2 separate regions of the Mus musculus genome follow, and region 1 is linked to region 2. Evidence: chromatin contacts called from ENCODE Hi-C or POLR2A ChIA-PET data. All regions are on one chromosome and are shown on one strand. Each heading gives the region's core, a stretch centred on a gene start or an enhancer-like site at or near the end of the contact. The rest is flanking DNA. Distances are from core to core; before and after follow the strand shown. Region 1 holds the start of Prkag2 (protein kinase, AMP-activated, gamma 2 non-catalytic subunit). Region 2 overlaps Prkag2 (protein kinase, AMP-activated, gamma 2 non-catalytic subunit).

Region 1 (6,564 bases), core at 3,875-6,374, 46 kb before region 2:
TTCATAGTCACTCCCTTCACCTCACCACACCAAGGACAGTGACAGCATGTAAATTCATTTTCCCCCTCAGGAGTCTCACTGAAAACACTTCTCTGGTATTCTAGAGCCATGCCTGGATGCCGGCTACAAGACAGAGCTGCTGACATACTGTATAAGATGAATCGGATTTGTAAGGCAGTGTAGGAACTTCAACCCACCCGGGTCAATTACCAAGGTGACTTTATTTGCTGAGGAAATTATCATGATTAATATGTATTACTTCACCATGTACCACCAGGCAGGTGAATGAGAGGTCAGAAATCAGTCATGAACCATATTCAGGGAATAGTGAGAATAACAACGTCTCAGGGTCCATCTCTGTACTTACTGCATACTCAAAGCTCACAGCTAAATGGAGGATGAACACACATTTACTACCTGAGTCCAAGCCTTTCTGCCCAATGGGAGGTGAGGATGGATCACTAGAATGGGCCAGCAAGATGGCTCAGTGGGTAAAGGCACACTGGCTGGCAACATGAGTCCAGTCTCGAGAACCCATGCAAAGGTGGAAGGAGGGAACAGACTCTATAAAGTTATCCTCTGACCTTTACACTCCTGCTGTGACATGCACCCCCACAAAGAAAGAAAAGATAAACAAACAAACAAGCCTAAAACAAATCATCTCATCTCCTGAGCAGAAATCCTGCTGGGAGCTCCTGGGGAATTGGGTCTTTATTCCCAGCTAGCGTTGGCAACATGACAGATGTCCTTTGTTGGGGTATAATTGCTAGGATAATCTCTGTTTCCATTTAGCAGACAGACACATTTCAGGCCACATGAGCCCTGCTTGCTGACTCTGTCCCGGAGAAGTGCTGAGTGTGGACTTAGACACTGAGCTGTCAGCATCCTGGCTGTTCGCTGAAGAGAAGATGGGACATGGCTACAGAATTCACCTTTACCTTAATTCGAGTCTTCTGGATTTCACTGTTGGGATCCTCCGGGGCTAACTGACTTTATGATGAAGGGAAGTCTGGTGTGCAGAGTGGAGGTGGCTGGCACAGGTTCCCTGGAAAATAAAGCAGGCTCAAAGGCGCATAGGCCACTCCTAGGCAGAGTTTCTACTCCTGGGCCCTTCCTTCACATCCATGGAGGCTCACCTCCTCCCTTGTGAGATTACTCCTGTGCTTACAGTGAATAGAGGACACCTCCCTCTTGGTTGACATTAGATAGTGACACCTTGGTAGGGTGAGCAGTAATTTGCCACAGCGTTCGCAGAAGCCCTGAGTTACTTCAGTCTCCAAGGGCTGCCTTTTGCACAGAGTCAAATCACTGTGTTCTAAACACACAGGCAAGTGTCCTCACCAACTGTGTCACAAGCCAGGAGAACATGGCAGCTGAGATGTTAAGCAGTTTGCTCAAGGTCACCCTAGAGACATTTCCTAGAGTTTTGTAATCTGGTGTAAAGGTGGTTTTTGTTTTGTGTGTGTATGTATAAAGGTTTTAAAAGAGGGCACCTTCTTTTTCTGTTGTCCCAAAGGACACAGCAATGATAACCAACAGATGTCAAATGAGCACAAGACAGGAGCCAGCAGCCAGGCTTTGGCCACTGTGGTCTGCAAAGTGTTTCAAACAGTTCTTTCAGAAGACTTTGACAGACATTAGATCACTAACATGAAGTCTACCACAGTGCAGGGCATGTCCACCATGATCTAAATGCTGGTTCCTAAGATTGGGGGATGGTGTAGGTGGTGTGCTGGCACAGGCTTACAATCCTAGCACGCATACACAGAGACACACAGAGACGCACACATGGCAGGGAGGCATCACTTATTAACCGTCGAGTTTCCAACATGGTTTCTAGTGGCAGCAAGTATGGAATGTCACCAAACACAATCATCTATAGATCACTAAGATGCCTCTAATTTATACTCATCCAGGGCACAAGGCAGATGTGAATTTCGAATCCATGAGGGCTTCTATGTTCTCCGTGCCACAAAGTGACCCATAATGTAAACTTTAAAAGGTCACTGTCATTTTAAGAAGCTATTCATAGGCAATAGGAAAAAGTAATGCAGAGTGGAGAGAAGCTAGATGAAGTGAAATTAGACTATCAACGATCCTTTCCTAAACTCCAGAAAAAAAAATCTCTCCCCTCCTCTCTCCTCTTCTCTCTTCTCCTCTCTTCCCCTCCCTCCCTACCTCTCCTCAGTTTCCTAGGTTGGTCTTGAACTAGTGAACTTAACTCAGTTCCTCAGTAGCTGAAGGCCAGACATGTACCATCAGATCAGCTTTATCTTAACTCTTACACTCTTGGCATTTTGCTTCTCGACTGGGATGTAGTGCTGAGAACTGAACCTGAGTCTTCTACAAGAGCAAGTAAGTACTCTTAAAAGGTATGTGCGTGTGTGTGTGTGCGTGTGTGTGAGTGTGTGTGTGTGCATGTGAGTGTGCCTGTCTGTCTGTCTTGTTTGTCTGTGTATACAGGTAGGCATGTGCCACGGCCCTCATGTGGCGGTCAGAAGACAACGTTTCAGGAATCGGTCCTCTCTTTTCACCTTGCTTTTTTGAAGCGGGGTCTCTCTCATTACTGCTGGTGCACTGTGTACTGGCCGATGGGGGTGCTGGGATTGCAGCTGCACATCAGCCGTTCACATGGGTTCTGGGGATTTAACTCAGGTTAGTCAGGCTGGCTTGCAAGCGCTTTTATAGCCATCGCAAGGCCCAACATTTAGATTTAGGATTCCAAGGCCCCAAAGTCTGTACTCCAAAAGATAAAATCAAGAGATTTAAATCCTTTAATCCCAGCCCTTGGGAGGCAGAGACAGGCAGGTCTTTGAGTGTCCAGAACAGCCAGGGCTACACAGAAAATCACCGTCTTGAAAAAACAAAACAAACTACCCACAAACAAACAAACAAACAAACAAACAAAATAACAACAAAAAGGTTTGAGAGAGGATTAAAGAGGATATCCTGAAATCAGCCTCTCAGCCTCTGATATTTACAAACTACCACAGGCAAGTGCACACACACACACACACACACAAGCTACCACAGGCAAGTGCACACACACACACACACACACACAAGCTACCACAGGCAAGTGCACACACACACACACACACATACACACACACACACACACAAGCTACCACAGGCAAGTGCACACACACACACACACACAAGCTACCACAGGCAAGTATACACACATACACACACACACACAAAGCTACCACAAGCAAGTATACACACACACACAAGCTACCACAGGCAAGTGCACACACACACACAAGCTACCACAGGCAAGTGCACACACACACAAGCTACACACACATACACACACACACACACACACACACACGCACACCCCAAGGGAAAGGTGGTGATAGAAGGAGCATGTACGTTCCCCTCAGAGTCCTTTCCTCTGTCTTCTTGGTCTCTTCTGATGGCTGCTTCTTTCAAAGCCACTTCTTTCTCATCACATGGTACCATTTATGCATCCTGGCACACCATCATGAAGAGATGAACATTCCAACCTACAGAGAGAGAACACTTGACAAACCTGGAGTGATTTTTTCTTTTCTTTTTTTAGTGGCTGAGGGTAGCCTCCTTGGACGTTGGTATTGCGTCCCTCCAAACCTCTCACTTCTGCTTCTAAGAAGCAGTCTGAACCCTCAGTAGAATGATGTCTTTTGGGGTCCTGGGAGTCCTTTAGTGAGGAGCCAGGCTGGGGAGGAGGGTGACGACACCGACACCGGGTTAGAACCTTCAGAGGACTCTCCAGAAGCTGCTTAGGGATACTGGTTGGGGGCTCTGGGGAGGAGGTGTACTTCATTCTTGTTTTGAAAGTGTGGTAGCAGGATGTATACAAACTTACCTGATGAACCAAGGATCGCCCCCTTCCCCCCAGCTGTAGGGTTTTACCTAATTTGCAGGAACTTGGCTGGTACCGTGGAAATCCAGGGGATTGCTGGACCCAGCAATGGGTTTCTCATGGGACAGACAGGTCCTTTACTAAATCATGGTCTTAAAGTGGTAACCACATCCTCTACGGTGGGAGAGCAGGAAGAGGAGTAAAGGCCATCTCCTTACCCGTGTCATGTCTTCGTCAAAGGAACCCCTATCACGTTTATGCTATAGGTACTGTCCGTGTATTACTGTTTACAGGGAGCAGGTGGGCTGATGTTAGCTTCAAAGAGCTGGAGTGATCACTGGGGTCAGCCGGTATTCAATTCTGAGCAGGAGAGGAAGCACGCCCCTCACTCAGACCAGAAGCCAAGGTCCTGCTGCCTGGGAGGAACACCAGGGCCCTGAGCAGCCCGCAGTACCAGATCTGCAGCCAGTGGCTCTGAAGATCCGGGAGCACGTGGCGTGTTCGCCCTGGTTTCAGGCTCCGACGCACCCATTTCCTCTCGTGGTTTTAGGACTTCAGCATTTACTGAGACCAGAGCGCCTTTGCCAAAGATCAAGGTTTGTTGCGCAATCTTTGATGAATCTGAAAAGAACCAAGTTGTGGAGAAAAGCCTGCACTCACCACGCCACAGGCCGCTCTGGACAGGATGGGGTTCCCTACGCCGCAGGGGGGCGGCGTTGCGAGAAGCGAGTGCGGTCACCCGAACCACTTTGACCCGGGGCTTCAATCGTGGCGTGGTCGGGCTGCGGGTGTGTGTTTCCGGGGGCTGGACCTAAACAGAGACACAGCAAAACCAGATGGATCAGAATCAGCTCCTGGCGAGTCCGGAGCTGGCCTACCTTGAGACAGAGAGTGCACGGCGACCACCCGGGGGCAGCGTGGGCCGCGTGGAGTGGGACAGTGGCGCCGCACGCCGCGCACTTCCTGTTCAACGCGCGCGCCGCCTGCCACCGCCCAGCGCTCCCAGAGCCTACGTTGGTGCCAGACCCGGCCCCCACAGTTCCCCGGGTCCCGGGGGCCGCGGCTCAGAGGCCGCCCGGGGCGGGCGCCCTGCCCTATTCTCCCCTAGGGGCTGGGGCGCGCCCTTCGGCCCGCAGAACCCAGCCAGCCGCCGCCACAGTTTATTCCTGCGGCCACGCGCCAGCCCAATTGCGACGAGTCTTCGCCTTTGCACCTCCTCTTCCCCCTCTGCCCTCCCTCTCGCCCAAAGAGGAGGCCCTCCGGGTCCCAGGCTCCCTGTCGCTTTATTGTGCGGCCCAGGGTTATGCATTTCTCTACCAAGTGTCTCTGGCCACCGTTTCCATCGAGGCACAGACACGAGAAGGCTGTTTTCCAAATTGCTGTTGTTAATTGCACCTGCCTGGCCGACTACCTCTGGGAATTTGTGGGAGGAGCCGAGAGGTGGAAAATGTTGCTTCGCTTTGCAGAAGGAGGAAAACTTTATCACCCAGCACAAGACTTCTGCCACGCGTAACCAAAAGTAGCACGGGCCGAGACTCTGCACCCAATGATTCCGTAGGAGAAAGAGGACGCTCCAACCCGGCATTCCGCGGACTGCCAGCCCCTCGGGTGGAGCCCCGCGTGTTACCTGCGCCACCCGCCCTCCCCGCGGAAGTCCCCACGAGGTGTTTTCAGGGTGGGAGGACAGTCATAAAAAGCGCGTGGCTCCAGTGTAACGGCAGCAGTCCTGGGAGGCAGCGAGGGGACCGAACCCCGGGGACGAGGCACCGGAATTAACTTCTAGCTAAAGTTATGGGAAGCGCAGCCATGGACACCAAGAAGAAGAAAGAGGTTTCCAGCCCGGGCGGGAGCAGTGGCAAAAAGAACCCTAGCCTGAAGAGGCGGTCACTGCGAGTGCACATTCCGGTGAGTCCCATCCCTGGAGCTCCAGACTCCCGCGGCGCCTAGGCGGTTAACAAGGGACACTCTGCGCGCGCCGTCCTGTCCCTCCTGTCCCTTCGGGAGGCTGGGGAGGGGGAGGGGCAGGGCCCAAGCTGGGCCGCAGAGCCCGAGATTGGATCTTGGTCCGTACTATAGTGGAGCTATGGGATTGTCTAGGACAGAGGCAAGGGTGTCTGCTGGGAAGCGAGTACGAGAAGCGCGCTCCCGGGTGCGCAAAGCCTGGTGGCGGACTGGGCGTAGCCCTGGATCGGGCCGGTGCGGGTGCTGGGGAGGGGGGTGGTGAGTTGTGTTGTTTTGTTGAAAAGGACCTCTTGTGAAGTGCGGGGAAGCGTGAGTTGAGGAGCCGCCGCCGCCACCGGGGACTGAGGAAAGGAGTGGTGGGTGGGAATATCGCGGGGTGCCACGGTGAGGCAGCACCCCCAAATAGCTCTCCCTCCACACCAATTTCAGGATGCATGTGAGTCGCGGCTGGAGCCCTTTGCAGTGATTCCCGTGGTTTGACTCCAGGAATATTTTGTGCCTCGTGGAATTTGGGGGCTTGAGGTTTTCTCGGCTTACTATACAGGGCTATTGCTAACTTCAGCCCAGAATACCCTGCCACCTTGGTTGGACTCTGGTGACATTGACTTAAACAGCCGGAGGGAGCAGCATGCAGAATAGCTTGCTCAGTGCTGAGCATCAGTCTGGTTTGCCCTAGCTGGTAGCCCAAGGGCACTTGTTCTCCTCTCTGTAGAGGGGGATCAATTCTCAGGAGGTGTACCCCAGCCTTTAGC
Region 2 (6,640 bases), core at 2,055-4,554:
CTAAAGTCGTGGAAAGGCTGAGCCCAAGAGAAGCCCGGACTGCAGAGGCTCTCTGCCTGTTCTTTCTAGGGAGCAGAGTGGTGGGGGATGGGTGGGCACTAATGGACCAGGTCCCTGGGCTAGGGCTTTGTCATCAGCTTCCATGCCTGGCCTCTCACTGGATCCTATTCTCAGGATGGGGTTAAAAATCATCACTTGAGTGGAAGAGAGTTTTGAGCCCTGTGGGCCAGTCACTAAGCGTTCAGAGAATGAGACTTTATCCCCCAGTGGTACTGTTTGGCTAGGGTGTCCTGGAAATGCAGGTACTTAATTTGGGTTCTTGGAATTTTTGTAACGTTTGTTTGTTTGTTTGTTTGTGTGTGTGTGTGTGTGTGCGCGCGTGTGTGTGTGTGTTTGGTCAGAGGACAACCTGGAAGAGTCTGTTTTCTCCTTTTACCATATAGAGTTCTAGGATTGAACTTAGGTCACTGGGTTTATCAGCAATCACTAATTTAACCTATTGACCCATTTTTTTGATGAGTTTTTATTTAAATCTGAGGATAACTAACAGAATGCCTGGGTTTCTCAGCCCCTTCTAATATATCAAGTCTTTCATCTCACAAGATGCTGTAGAGAGCCATCTTGCCCATCTCCTTCACGCAGAGCCTTCCATTGCTCTGACTCAGGCTGTGAGCTAGTCTGTGTCACGGCTACATGTTTGCTTCTGAGCATTACTGAGTATTGAGCTGTGTTCTGCTGGCTCATACCAGCCGATTCAATTGATGACTCCCGACAGTCAGCTGAGGTCCAAATTCCTATTCCTGTCCATCTCCTTATTATCTCTTAAATAGCGATCCGGTGCCATGGACCCGTTTACCAACCGCATGCTGGGCACCACATGTTAGGTACCGGCTCCAGGCTGGCCGTTTTCTGTGGATACTCTCTTTTAATTCCCAGGATGCTCCTGGAAGGCTTTCTTTGTCTTACACATAGGAACTGAGGCCCTGTGAATGTGTACAAGTTGCTGCAATTGTACAGGCAGTAAGTACATGGGAACTGGGAGCTATGTTTCTACCTCCTCAGCCCCCCCCCCCCCCAAAGCGTGTGTAGGCCTGTTCCCAATTCTTGACACTTTGACAGCAGTGCTAGAGAGTGTTGACATGAAATCTGTGTGCTTTCCAGCCAGTCATGTGTCAATTTGGGCTAAACATCCTTGTCACAAGCACGACTCATATACAAGAACTCTAAAGGGGCTCTGCTGGTCTGTGGGCTCTAGTCTTAATTACAGAATTTTGAGTTTAAAGTATGATTGAAGTTTGGTGTGGTATGAATCCCAGCACTTGGGAGGCAGAGGCAGAAGGAGGAGAAAGTCATCTTTAGCTACAAAGTGAGTGAAGCCAGGCTGGGCTGCATGAGGCACAGGCTGAGAGATGGCTGCATAATTAGGAGCGTTGTGCTCAGTTCCCAACACCCACATCTGGTGGTTCACAACCACCTGCAATTCCAGCTCCAGGGACCTGACACCCTCTGGCCTCTGCGGGCACCTGCACACATGTGGTGCATGTGGAACACTTAGGCTCATACATGTATACGCTAAAGAAAATGTTTTTAAAGAGGAGGGGGAGATGAAGTAGCCATTGGAGTTGGGCATATTAACACAGATGCTGTAATCCTAACCGTAAAGAGGCATCTAGTCTAGGCCATGTGCAGCTACACACCAGTCTGTGCCACGTAGTAAGACTCTGCCACAAGCCAGCCAGCAAATAAACATAGAATTAAGCCATTAGCGCCCGTGGGTTTTACCACTCCTGTTCCCCAGCAGACAGCCAGGGGAATGAGCGTTGGGGTCCTGTACTTCTCTAGCTGCTGTAGCCTCAGCCATGACACCTCGCTGTCCTTGCTGATAGCCAAGTCCCAGTCCCCTCCTTCTGTTCTGCCCCTCATACGATGCCAAATGAAAGTGATTTTCTCCCTTTGACCCCTCTTATCCTACTGCAGTTCTACTTTCCCCTGAAGGTCATGGTTGTGTCGTGATCTTTCTAGAATCGTGGATTCGCTTCTCCATCTTCTTTTGTACTTCTCCAAGCCGTATCCCAGGGAACACAGGGAGGAAACTGGAGGAAAACAAAGCCAGTCTCAGGTTTTTGTTTTGATTGTGCTTTGCCAGAGAGGTGTGTGGTGGCATTTACCGTCTGACTGCTTTTACTGGAGGCTGCCATCTGCCACAATCATGGCTTCAGCTGGCTAGTCACCAGTGAGTGCGGGCCTGCTGAGCAGATTCCAGCCAATAGGATAAAGGCGGTGGGAACAGGACTGTCCACAGTCTGCAGTGCTGTTTACCAGACACCTGCAGGGGTGGGATTCCAGCAGCCCAGGTTGGGTGCCTAGGACAACAGAGAGCCAGGGACCCAGGGGTTCCTACTCCTTCTTATCCAAGCTCTCCCCTTTCTTCTCCCCCTCCCCCAACCCTTCCCGCTCCTCCCTTTCATTGGGATTGAACCTAAGGCAGGCTGGCTTTAAATTTATGATCCTCTTGCCTCAGCTTCCTGCGTAGCTGGGGTCCCGAGCCTGATCCACCAGGCCTGGCTTTCCTTTCTCTTGCTGGTCGAGGACTCCTGAAAATTGAGGGTTCCTAAAATTTCCTTTCACTGCTTTTGCTGGGAGAGAAGCAGTCTCAGAATCAGGATCTGAGAAGAGCTAAGGAGGTATGAAGCCCCAGCCCTCAGGAAAGCACCGACCCCTCGCTTTTCCAGCAGGCAAACAGCTGACCTGACTATAGGCAGTCTCTGTGATTTGCAAGCTGTGTTGGCCAGGTCATATGTGGAATCATGTTTGTAGGCTGGACATGAAACAGAGAGGCAAACCCGCCAAGCTGTTTCCTCGAGTTTCCTGGAGATGCCTAGGTGGTCTTCTGGAGTGAAATGACTTGTGCTCAGGAAAAGGTATCAAGGAAACTGACCAAAATGTTATCGTCACAGGGACTGACTAGGGCCCCCAAAAGCAGTGTGGGGCTCTGCTCCTCTTTCAGGCAGGGAAAATTCTTCCCTGCTTGGCTCTGAGGTGGAAGCTCTGGTACTTTCTAGAAAGCACAACCCATAGACCCTTCCTCCCGCTCTTTGTCAAAGCCAGGAAAGTGCTTAGAAATATTTTCCCCAGTAAAGGGCGGAGGGCGGCTTCTGCTTCTGCCTCTGCAAGTGAATTGTACTCCTTTGTTGCCTTTCCCCAAGTTCCTGGTCCCCAAAGCCGTTTCTGCCCAGCTAGGCAGAGGGATGCCTATGCTTAGAAGGTGGCATCAGGCCAGTGGCCACAGCTGGCCTGCACAGACACAGACATGGGGATGAGAACTGACGGATGCCTGTCACACAGCTGGAGGAAGCAGCTCTCTATGACCCCACCCACCACTGACTGCACCATTAGCAGAGCATGTGGGAAGGGGCTGCTGTTGGTCAGAGCCATTCGGTTGGAACAGAGTCCTTGAGGGCTGGTGGAATTTGTCCTTAAATGTCAGGTCTCATCTCCAAAAACTGGCCAGGCCTGGCTCAGAGCTGGCTGTGGGCATCTGTCACCACCCACTCTCTCTGAGTCATGCTACACTTATCAGCTCAGATCCAGAACCTTGGAATATGCCCAGAGTCAGGGAGAACTGGGAGGAAGATGAGCCTGAAGGGACAGAGGGCTCCTGAAGGGGAGAGCCTTGACCTACCCAGGCACTCTGTTGTACTCAGGTCGCTTGGGATATTCCCAGGTGCTCCTTCAGGTCCACCCAGATGCCTTGCTGGCCTCACCAGCTGCTGCTCAGCAGGCTTCCCATGCCGCCTGGAACCAGGGCATGGGGCCACATTGCCATAGGGACACTGTTTATGCAGGCCACCTCTGAAGAAAGGCTTGTGGAGGAGTCTGAAGCTTCTATTTTCCTCTTCACCTCCTGTCTCCCTTTCCAAAGCTCCCCCTTGCTTTATGAGAACCGCTTTCTCTTCCTTTGCCTTAAACCAACAGCTCTTCACTGGTGGACCAGAGCTCAAATGTAAGTCCCACCACAGCCTGCCTTCTGTGTCACAGGCTTCCCATAAAACAGATGTCCTGGGTTCCCCCAGGCCATCAGACGAGCCTTGTGTGTTCTAAGGACTAGCCTCTCGTTCCCTCCTACTCACATCCCGGGGTCCTCCTGCCCGGGCTCTGGGCAGTCACTGGGTCCAGCGGCCTCACACAAAGCTGTGCCGCATTATTCAGTTGTGCTTGTGCCGAGAGATAAGCACGTCAGCAGGCAATCGGACCCAAAACAAAACTCTGTGGTGCGTTTCAAATAATCCCAAACGCTTCCATCTTGTGCTTTCAATCCAGAGTCCTGGAGCTGCCAGCCATGTCTTGTCTGAGCGCTGTCACAACATACAGTCCCACACCTTCACACGTACACAACGGTACAGCAGAGCCAAGCATCACACACCAGTCTGCGGCACTTCAGTAATGAGGTCTCGGTAATGGCCACTTGGACAAAGTCTGGATGAGCAGTTCCTAAGTTCAGAAGGATTAAACACAATACACCCATCCAGGACCCACAATCCTCATGCTTTTAAGTAGCCACTGTCTTCTGGGGTATCAGAAGCCCTGTGTGCCTTACCAGCCTAGAGGGAAATGGCCACTGCTGCCTGCCACTGCTGCCTGCCACTGCTCAGCTCCTCTCTGCCTATGCCATCCAGGACCCACCTCAGCATACTCTCCCACAGACATGCCCACAGGCCCACCTCCCAGGAGACTCTCCATTCTGTAAAACTGAGCACACCGAACATCACAGTGGCCTCCTGCAGGTGCCGTCCTTCTCTGGTAATCTCTACACCATGCAAATTCATCTCTTCTCATGTCTCAGTGAGACTGGATGCTACCAACTCAGGGACGGGTTGGGCTTAGTGAGTCTGAGACATCTTGAAATACTGCCTGGACCTAAATAAGGGGGTCTGGCTACCGGCAGCATCAGCTCAGTTCCAACTTGGGACATCTCACGATGTCGGGCACACACCTCCTGGGAGAACTTCTTCCAGACAATTCACCAGGCTCTGGAATGTGTAATGTGGCCATTTCCTTCACCATAGAGGAGAGGAAGGTCTGACAGGCCCATGGGGCTCTGGCAAGGGAGGCAAGATGAACTGAGGATACTATAAGGTGATGGACTAGAGTCGTCACCTGAAGCCCAGCTGCTTCCTAAAGATTCCACCCCCCACCCCCACCCCCGTGGTCTGGAAAAGTTGGCTCCACATCCCAGGATGCAGTGTGGACGTTTCCCACATTCTGCAGATGGCTGGTCCGTTGTAGGTCCACTTTGATTGGGTGTTATTCACATGCAGTGTGGCTCATCAGGTACAAGCACAGTTGGCTGGGTTGCAATAAATGTACCTAAGTATGTAACAGCCACATCATGACGCAGACACTCCCTTCACCCCAAACAGGTCTTAGTGTTCCATCGTCACCATCCATAGTGTCCCTGTCACCATCTCCAAATTGTTACATGAGACTCCTGTCTATGTTTCTCTGTCCTGTATACCCCTACATTCCAGACCCAGCACAGATCCTCAAATGGATGTGCCAATGAGCAAGCGTGCCGGCAGCTGCAATACTCTTTCTAAAGATGGTGTTTCATTCCTGATCTTCCGGCCTCCACCTCCCGGGCGCTGGGCTTACAGTGTGTGCCTCTCTACAGGACTGCAGTGTGCTTTTGTAGTTGTTGTTGTTGTTGTAAGACAGGGTCTCACTATCTATCCCTGACTGGCCAGGAACTGATTATGTAGACCAGGCTGGCCCTGAACTTGTGAGCAATCCTCCTGCCTCTGTCTCTGAGTGTTGAGTGTTCAGATTACAGGTTTGACCAGCACAGCCGGTTGTTGAAATGTCTTTTTAGATCACCTCAGGGCTCCTGTTCCTTCATCATCCTCAGTTTTGAGAGATTGCATAGGAAGCGTTTGCTAATTAATAATTTCATGTTCCTGATGTCGGCTCTCCGGTTCGACCTTAGACAGTCAGTGTGGCCAGGATTGCTAAGAGGCCAACTGAGTTCAGAGACTAACTGCTCTTGGCCTCTTTAAGCACTCACAGAAAAATGCTTCCTCTCCACCCCTTCAGAGAGGACTGCCAGAGCCCGAGCCACTGGCTCTCTCCCACACTAAGTCAGACCATACCATTGCCTGCCCGCCCGCCCGCCCGCCTGCCTGCCCCTCTGCCTCCCTCTCCCATACCACCCTTCCTTCTTTCTTGCTTTCCTTCCTTCCCTGTTTCCTCCCTCCCTCCCTTCCCTTGCCTGCCTGCCTTCTTCCACCATTTCTTTTTTGAACAATTGTGGAGCTCACTACAGAGCACACCAAAATGTTTCTCAGCTAACTGGGAAGTTTTATATGTCCCTAATGTGGTCAGCAGGGGTTCATTGTGCCCCCCTCATTCCGCCCACACTGTTCTCTTTACTGTGTGTTTCTGATAGGTTGAGTCCTCCCTCTTTCCTCTAATCAAAGCTCTGAGAAAAAAAAAGAGTCTATCTCTTACCCACTGGGCCCCATAATAATAGCTTCTTGCCCCTAAAACCAGCCAAGTATTTTAAAGTAATGACTGGCGTTTTTCAAGTGATTCCCACGCAGCACAGTGATCTTCCGTGTTAGCTCATCTTTCCATGAGTGACAGG

Evidence for each region. A loop is a pair of places that touch in the nucleus more often than their neighbours do. ChIA-PET counts read pairs that join two places held with the same protein, here RNA polymerase II (POLR2A).
Region 1: a loop to region 2 is called in a map of left cerebral cortex, with 1.9 times the contacts of the local background. The contact joins the promoter of Prkag2 here to the enhancer-like site in region 2. A Hi-C loop is called at or near these places in 4 of 37 maps with a recorded cell type or tissue (heart and left cerebral cortex). POLR2A ChIA-PET finds 5 or more read pairs at or near these places in 1 of 5 experiments (Patski).

The regions. Positions count from the first base shown.
Region 1 is chr5:25,099,202-25,105,765 of GRCm38, reverse strand. Prkag2 (protein kinase, AMP-activated, gamma 2 non-catalytic subunit) reads left to right here and starts at 5,124. Exons shown (of 16, transcript NM_145401.2): 1 at 5,124-5,755. The coding sequence starts at 5,642. Gm42232 (a long non-coding RNA gene) reads left to right here and starts at 5,763. Exons shown (of 2, transcript XR_880887.2): 1 at 5,763-5,913. 2900005J15Rik (RIKEN cDNA 2900005J15 gene) reads right to left here and starts at 4,791. Exons shown (of 1, transcript NR_027851.1): 1 at 2,759-4,791. LOC115490109 (a long non-coding RNA gene) reads right to left here and starts at 1,198. Exons shown (of 2, transcript XR_003955733.1): 1 at 939-1,198.
Region 2 is chr5:25,051,100-25,057,739 of GRCm38, reverse strand. All of the region lies in intron 1 of Prkag2 (protein kinase, AMP-activated, gamma 2 non-catalytic subunit), which reads left to right. Among named protein-coding and RNA genes, the nearest start is that of Gm42232, 46 kb to the left of the region's middle. Within about 2 kb of position 3,304, at least 1 of the 3 ENCODE cell types and tissues checked has a DNase peak (open chromatin) inside an H3K27ac peak, as active enhancers do; it is heart, where a contact is called at or near this core.